2 separate regions of the Homo sapiens genome follow, and region 1 is linked to region 2. A link is an interaction called in ENCODE POLR2A ChIA-PET data of the cell type or tissue named here. Cell type or tissue: IMR-90. All regions are shown on one strand. Each heading gives the region's core, and the rest is flanking DNA. Links, peaks and the distances in the headings are about the cores only. Region 1 has its middle 110 kb from the start of DLX2-DT. Region 2 overlaps PDK1 (pyruvate dehydrogenase kinase 1).

What was found. ChIA-PET counts read pairs that join two places held together with the same protein. Peaks named below come from ENCODE experiments on the same cell type or tissue, not always from the same donor. Only the 100,000 strongest peaks of a DNase experiment are listed, where the experiment ranks them.
Region 1: POLR2A ChIA-PET joins it to region 2 with 5 read pairs; 2 of 35 experiments call an interaction of 5 or more read pairs at or near these places.

The regions. Positions count from the first base shown.
Region 1 is chr2:172,207,692-172,210,608 of GRCh38, reverse strand. No RefSeq gene overlaps it. Among named protein-coding and RNA genes, the nearest start is that of DLX2-DT, 110 kb to the right of the region's middle. In IMR-90, for the core only: no CTCF peak of the experiment used is centred there; DNase peaks (open chromatin) are centred at 1,418 and 2,618; H3K27ac peaks cover 206 bases.
Region 2 is chr2:172,601,416-172,604,332 of GRCh38, reverse strand. PDK1 (pyruvate dehydrogenase kinase 1) reads right to left here. Exons shown (of 11, transcript NM_002610.5): 11 at 1-2,917. Among named protein-coding and RNA genes, the nearest start is that of PDK1-AS1, 46 kb to the right of the region's middle. In IMR-90, for the core only: no CTCF peak of the experiment used is centred there; no DNase peak of the experiment used is centred there.

The DNA of each region.
Region 1 (2,917 bases), core at 201-2,700, 390 kb after region 2:
GACTTGAGTATATAATCAAGGATCCAGTTTCTGTCCTTCACTCTGCTCTGGGATGGCGGAGGAGCTCAGATGAAGCTGTTAACCGGAGCATAAACACATGTCCTCTCCATATGTCTTGGGCTTCTCCCAGGGTGGCTGGGTTCCAAGAGGGAGCATCCCCAGATTGAGCATTCAGAGGGACCTAGGAGGGAGCAGCAAGGGTTCTTATGACCTAGTCTTAGAAGTCCTAGAATATAGGCCAGGTGTGGTGGCTCATGCCTGTAATCCCAGCACTTTGGGAGGCTGAGGTAGGCGGATCACTTGAAGCCAGGAGTTTGAGACCAGCCTGGCCAACATGGCAAAATGCCGTCTCTACTAAAAATGCAAAAATTAGCCCGGCATGGTGGCACAAGCCTGTAATCCCAGCTACTTGGGAGGCTGAGCAATGAAAATTGCTTGAGCCCACGAGGCAGAAGTTGCAGTGAGCCAAGATTGCACCACTGCACTCCAGCCTGGGTGACAGAGCAAAACTCCCATCTCAAAAAAAAAAAAAAAGAAGTTCTAGAATGTCATTTCTGCAACAGTAAAGAAAGTCACAAAGGCCAACCCAGATGAGAAGGGAAATAGACTCCACCTCTTGAGGAAAAAGACAACCAGGGTATCTAGGGAAGGAAGGAACTTCAGAGACTATCTACCTCAACATGAAATGTCTGAGCACCGTGGAGGCAATCCCCTATTCAGAAACCTCTCATTAGCTTTCCCTACCTGTGTGCTAAAGACCAAACTCTTGGCCTTTGAGACCGTCTACCTGGTCCAATTTACTATTCCAGCCTCATCCTCCACTGTTCTTTGCCATTCATTACTGCCTAAGTCAACCCTTTGCTTTCCCACCTCTGTGCTTTCACTTAAAACATCCCCATTTCTTCAAAGGCCTTCCTTGTTCACTTCCTCTGGACCAGAGACGCCCTATTAAAGCCCAGCTCAAATCCCTCCTGCCCAGACCTGACTACCCCAGGCTCAGATGATTTCAAACCTCCCTGAGCTCTTTCCACGCCACTGATGAGGTGGCCTTTCCCATACAGCAGTTCATCTCAATGTGTAATATACCATCCAACAGCATGGCGCAGACAGAGAATGGCCAGGAAGCACACGGGCTTCTGCTCATTGTTCTCCTGGGTTTTTCACAACATTTCATTTTAGAGTGTAAAAACAAATTTAAAACTTTGAAGCAAGAGCTAATAAAAATTCATCAGAAAGATAAGGGCTGGAATAATCTCAAAGTTTCATAAAGAAAAATAGTTTACTCAGGCAGTACAGAAAAATCCTCTCGTTTGGCTCTGGCTCTATCCACTGCTCAGCAGTGCTTGCCTCCCTCTAGCCTACGATTTTCATATCCTGTGCTTTCTCTGGGACTGTTTAGCAAGAGTGAGGAATGGAATTCAGCGGGTCAGGAACCTTTGAAAGCTGCACCAAGCATGTCCTGCAACCTGTACAAAATATTTGACAATTGTGTCATCAAGGCAAAAGCCATCCTTTGCTCTGACCCTAGGCTCATCATCTTTTATAAGCACGGAAAGAGGGTTTAGATATGAATCAAACTGAGGCCACTTCCTTCTTTAGGCTGTTTCACAATTTACAGCCTTGAAAACTGCTATTCCAGAGGAGAAAATCTGCTTCTGCCCTGATTGTGTTTTTCACAACATACGTGCCATAAATAGATTCTTCTGCTACCTCAGCCTTTGCTGAACGTTGGCTCCCTTAAGTCAAAAACAAAAACAAAAATAGCCACAGGGGAGCAGTGTCCCCAAAGAGGTCCTTCAAGCCTTCTTCCAGCTCTCAGAGGGGAGTATGCATTCCTATCTAATAATAAGCTATTTTATTTGTCAAGGTCTAAAGAAAAAGAAGCCCACAGCCTCCTCAGGACTAACAACTCTGACTGATAATGCAGCCCTCCTTTTAACCAAAATCCCTCCTGGTGGATCTAGAATTCATCTGTCAGCCCCTTCATGAGCTCCACTGAAGGACAGCACTGGGATCACCTGCATTGCTTCTCCCATGTACCTGGTGAAGAAAACAGATGGCAGAGGAGCCCATCCTCACTGCTGTGACGTGGAGTGGGGAATAACTAACTGGAGATGCCATTGACAGTGTCAGTGAGGGAGGTGGGTATTGCCCCTGGAAAGAAAATTACATAAAGACGTATAGCTATATCTTAAGGAGGCCATTGCTACAGTGCATATACTGTGAAAGATATATACTTCTCCCTCCTATACTAATTTGTCCTCATACAAGATGTCACCTGTGACACTAACCTACCAAGATAAACCCCCAGGAAATTCCCAATTAGGGAACAGGAGAGGGATAGGAGTGGAGAAGGATATCTGGCTCTAAGTCAAGAGTCCCCACCTGTCTTCAGCAATCGGAGTCCTTCCTGCTAGTGTGGAACTGGAGAGCTACGGAACTTTCCAGGGTAGAAATACATTGCTGTAAAAATGGATCAAAGCTCACTTTCAGGGCACAAGGCCACACACCCGTCAGCCATTAACCTACCAAGATAGGAAGCTCAGCAAGGGGGCTGTAATGATGACCCATTAATGATGTAATGATGACCCGTGTAAGCAGCTGCCAGCTGAGTACACGGCTGTTATATGTTTGTCTCAACTTTCACCCCTTGAGTTATGATGAAATGGATGGAACTCACAGAATTCCCCCACCAACAAGTCCCTCTCAGAGAACTCTATTTGTAAAAATACTCTGTTTACCAAAAAAGGTGTATTAATGGCGACTAGCAGAGCCCCAAGTCACTATAGCTCCTGACAACTGCAGGCTTTCTAATAACCCCATTTAACCCAGGCCTCATTGAAAACATGACTTCTGAGCCAAAGCTTGAAAGAGGTTGGGGAATGAGGCAGGGTGCAGTGGCTCACGCCTGTAATCC
Region 2 (2,917 bases), core at 105-2,604:
CTTATAAATCCCAGCACTTTGGGAGGCCAAGGCAGGTGGATCCCTTGAGGTGGCGACACCCTGTCTCTGCTAAAAATACGAAAATTAGTCAGGCATGATGGCGCTCGCCTGTAATCCCAGCTACTGGGGAGGCTGAGGCAGGAGAATTGCTTCAACTCAGGAGGCAGAGGTTGCAGTGAGCCAAGATCATGCTACTAAACTCCAGCCTGGGTAATCTCAGAGCAAGACTCTGTCCTCACCCCCCGCCAAAAAAGATATACGCCATGTTCATAAATTGAAAAGCTATTGTTAAATTCTCCTCAAATTGGTCTAGAAATTTAACACATCACAATCCAAATCTCAGAATTTTTTTAGATATTGATGTTAATATCCTTGCCCATCAGTAGTGACAGAAGCATCGATCTTACCAGCCAAATATAAATGGACTCTCCTTTGTTAAACCCTCAGCAGTCACCCATACAGGACATTCATGTATTAGATTATGTGAAATGACTATAGTCATCCGCTAAATTAATGCAGAACATTAATAATGAAGTTTTATCAGGGCCTTCCATTCACAGGCATAAGAGGTCTTATCAACTGACTTTGATGTTACCTGCCTGGATCTAACCCTGGAGACTAGATCCACATCGACATTCACCAGAGAAAATCACTTGGACCTTGCTCTTTAAGGGGCCACACTAAGTCCTATCTACCCCCCACCACTGCTATAAAGTGCCAGAGCTTTCGGTCTTGGGTCCATGCTTCCCACTGCCAGAGACTTCACTTATTGCCTGCAGCAGACAACATTAGTGAAGCTCTCATTAACCACTCAAGTTTGCTGTCGTCTTCCATGACCTTCCCCATGAAATGGATACAAAGATAAGCATTACACATGGGTATCACTTCCTTGCATTAGCCAATTATCAGGATTTCCACTAGTTATATGTTCACTGGGTAAGATCCTTAAAATTCAGATGTCACAAAGATTAACTAATGGGTTTTCGATCTCGAGGTCATGGACACATCCACCAAGTACCCTGTATATCAGGAATAGATCCTTCTTATCTTTTTTAAGTACTCTAAGAATCAGATTACCAGATCTGTCTTGCCATTTGCTCTGTAACTGGTCTCGTCTTTCCAGCTGGCCCTTTGGGCTGCTAAAAGCAGTTTATCTCACAACCTTTAGTCCTTTGCTACTCAAAGTATGGCTCACAGACCAGCAGCATTAATATCACCAGGAAACTTGTTAGAAATGCAGAATCTCAGGCCCCACTCCAGATCTGCTGAACCAGTCTGCATTTGCTCAAGATCTCCAGGTGATTCGCATCAGGAGCATTGCTTACAAAGATTTAACCTTACTTTCCATTGGTTAAGTGAGTCCTTATCAAGCCAACCCTGATCCAAGAGTAACAATCAAGTTCAGCTGTGCACCACAGCAAATGAGGCATCACCTGATGGTTCTTAATGGGTGGTTGTTCCTATTTGTTGCTTTTGTTGGTCACTGAGAGTTGGTTTTAAGATTAAAGGGACCTTTTTCTCCAAAGGAAGATTTGCCACACCAAAGCAGGAAAGGCAATGGTTTACCAAACAAAAAAACCCTAGGCCCTTTTATAAGTCTAATGTTTACCCAAACACAGAAACATAAGATGTTTCTTTCCTCTATGCTCCAAAATATTAGGTCAGAGTTAGAAAGGAGAATCCATAGGCAGGTAACTTTTTGTTAACACCTTGCAAATGGTGATACTTGCAACGCCTGGCAAATGGTGACGCCTTGGACGTATTACTCAACAAATTTTCCATGGCAGGCCCATGGATCCAACCTCATAGACAATTCCAGTATGTCTGTCTTACATCTGACACTATACGAGGTTTATTGTAACATCCACTAATGGCTTATATAAGTGAGTTAAGCACTTTTAATTACAACTATCCCCCAAAGAAACTGAATTTCCTGTTTCTGTTGATGTGATCATATAGTTTTTCTCCTTTAATCTGTAGAGAGGTAAATTACATATTTTTATTAAAACATCCTCCTGTTCCTGGGAAAGATTCTCCTTTTGCTCATGATACAATATTTTATGCACTGCTACATTCAATGTGCCAATATTTCATCAGCAATTTTTCCATCTATGTTCATAAACAAGATTGGTCTATTAATATTTCACAGTCTTTGCTCAAGTGTAGCTTTGAGATTTTACTAACTTTCTGAAATGGGTTGGGTAGCTTTCTCTCATTTCAAAGTTTCTATAAGACAGGAATTATCAGTTTCTTGATGTTTTGGTAACATTCATCTTTCAAAAATTGTCTTTTGGCGAGGTGGACTTGTGATTACTGATTCCACTTCCTTAGTGGTTGATTTAAATTGTCAAAATCTTAGATGGATCTTCTACTGTTTTCCTAGAAATATATCCATTTCTTCTCCACTTACAAAATTTTTATCATAAAGTTAATGGTATTCTTATGATTATTTTAAATCTCTATTGGTAGTTATGTCCTTTAAAAAAAAATCTAAATACTGTTTATTTGGGCCTTTTCCTTTCCTGACTGGAGGTTTATCTGAAGGGTCCCTTCTGCTGCAGCCTGCAAAGCCTCCATCAAGGGACACCCACTAGCTGGTTGCTGCCACAGCTGTGGCTTTACCTACCCCAGCTAACCCAGCGAGTATTAGTCCATCCCCACACTGCTATAAAGAACTGCCTGAGACGGGGTAATTTATAATAAAAAGGATTGACTCACAGTTCCGCAAGGCTGCAGAAGCCTCCAGAAACTCACAATCATGGTGGAAGGCACCTCTTCACAGGGCAGCAGGAAGAATGAATGCAGGAGGAACTACCAAATACTTATAAAACCATCAGATCTCATGGGAACTATCACGAGAACAGCATGGGAGAAACCAACCCCATGATCCAATTACTTTCATCTGGTCTCTCCCTTA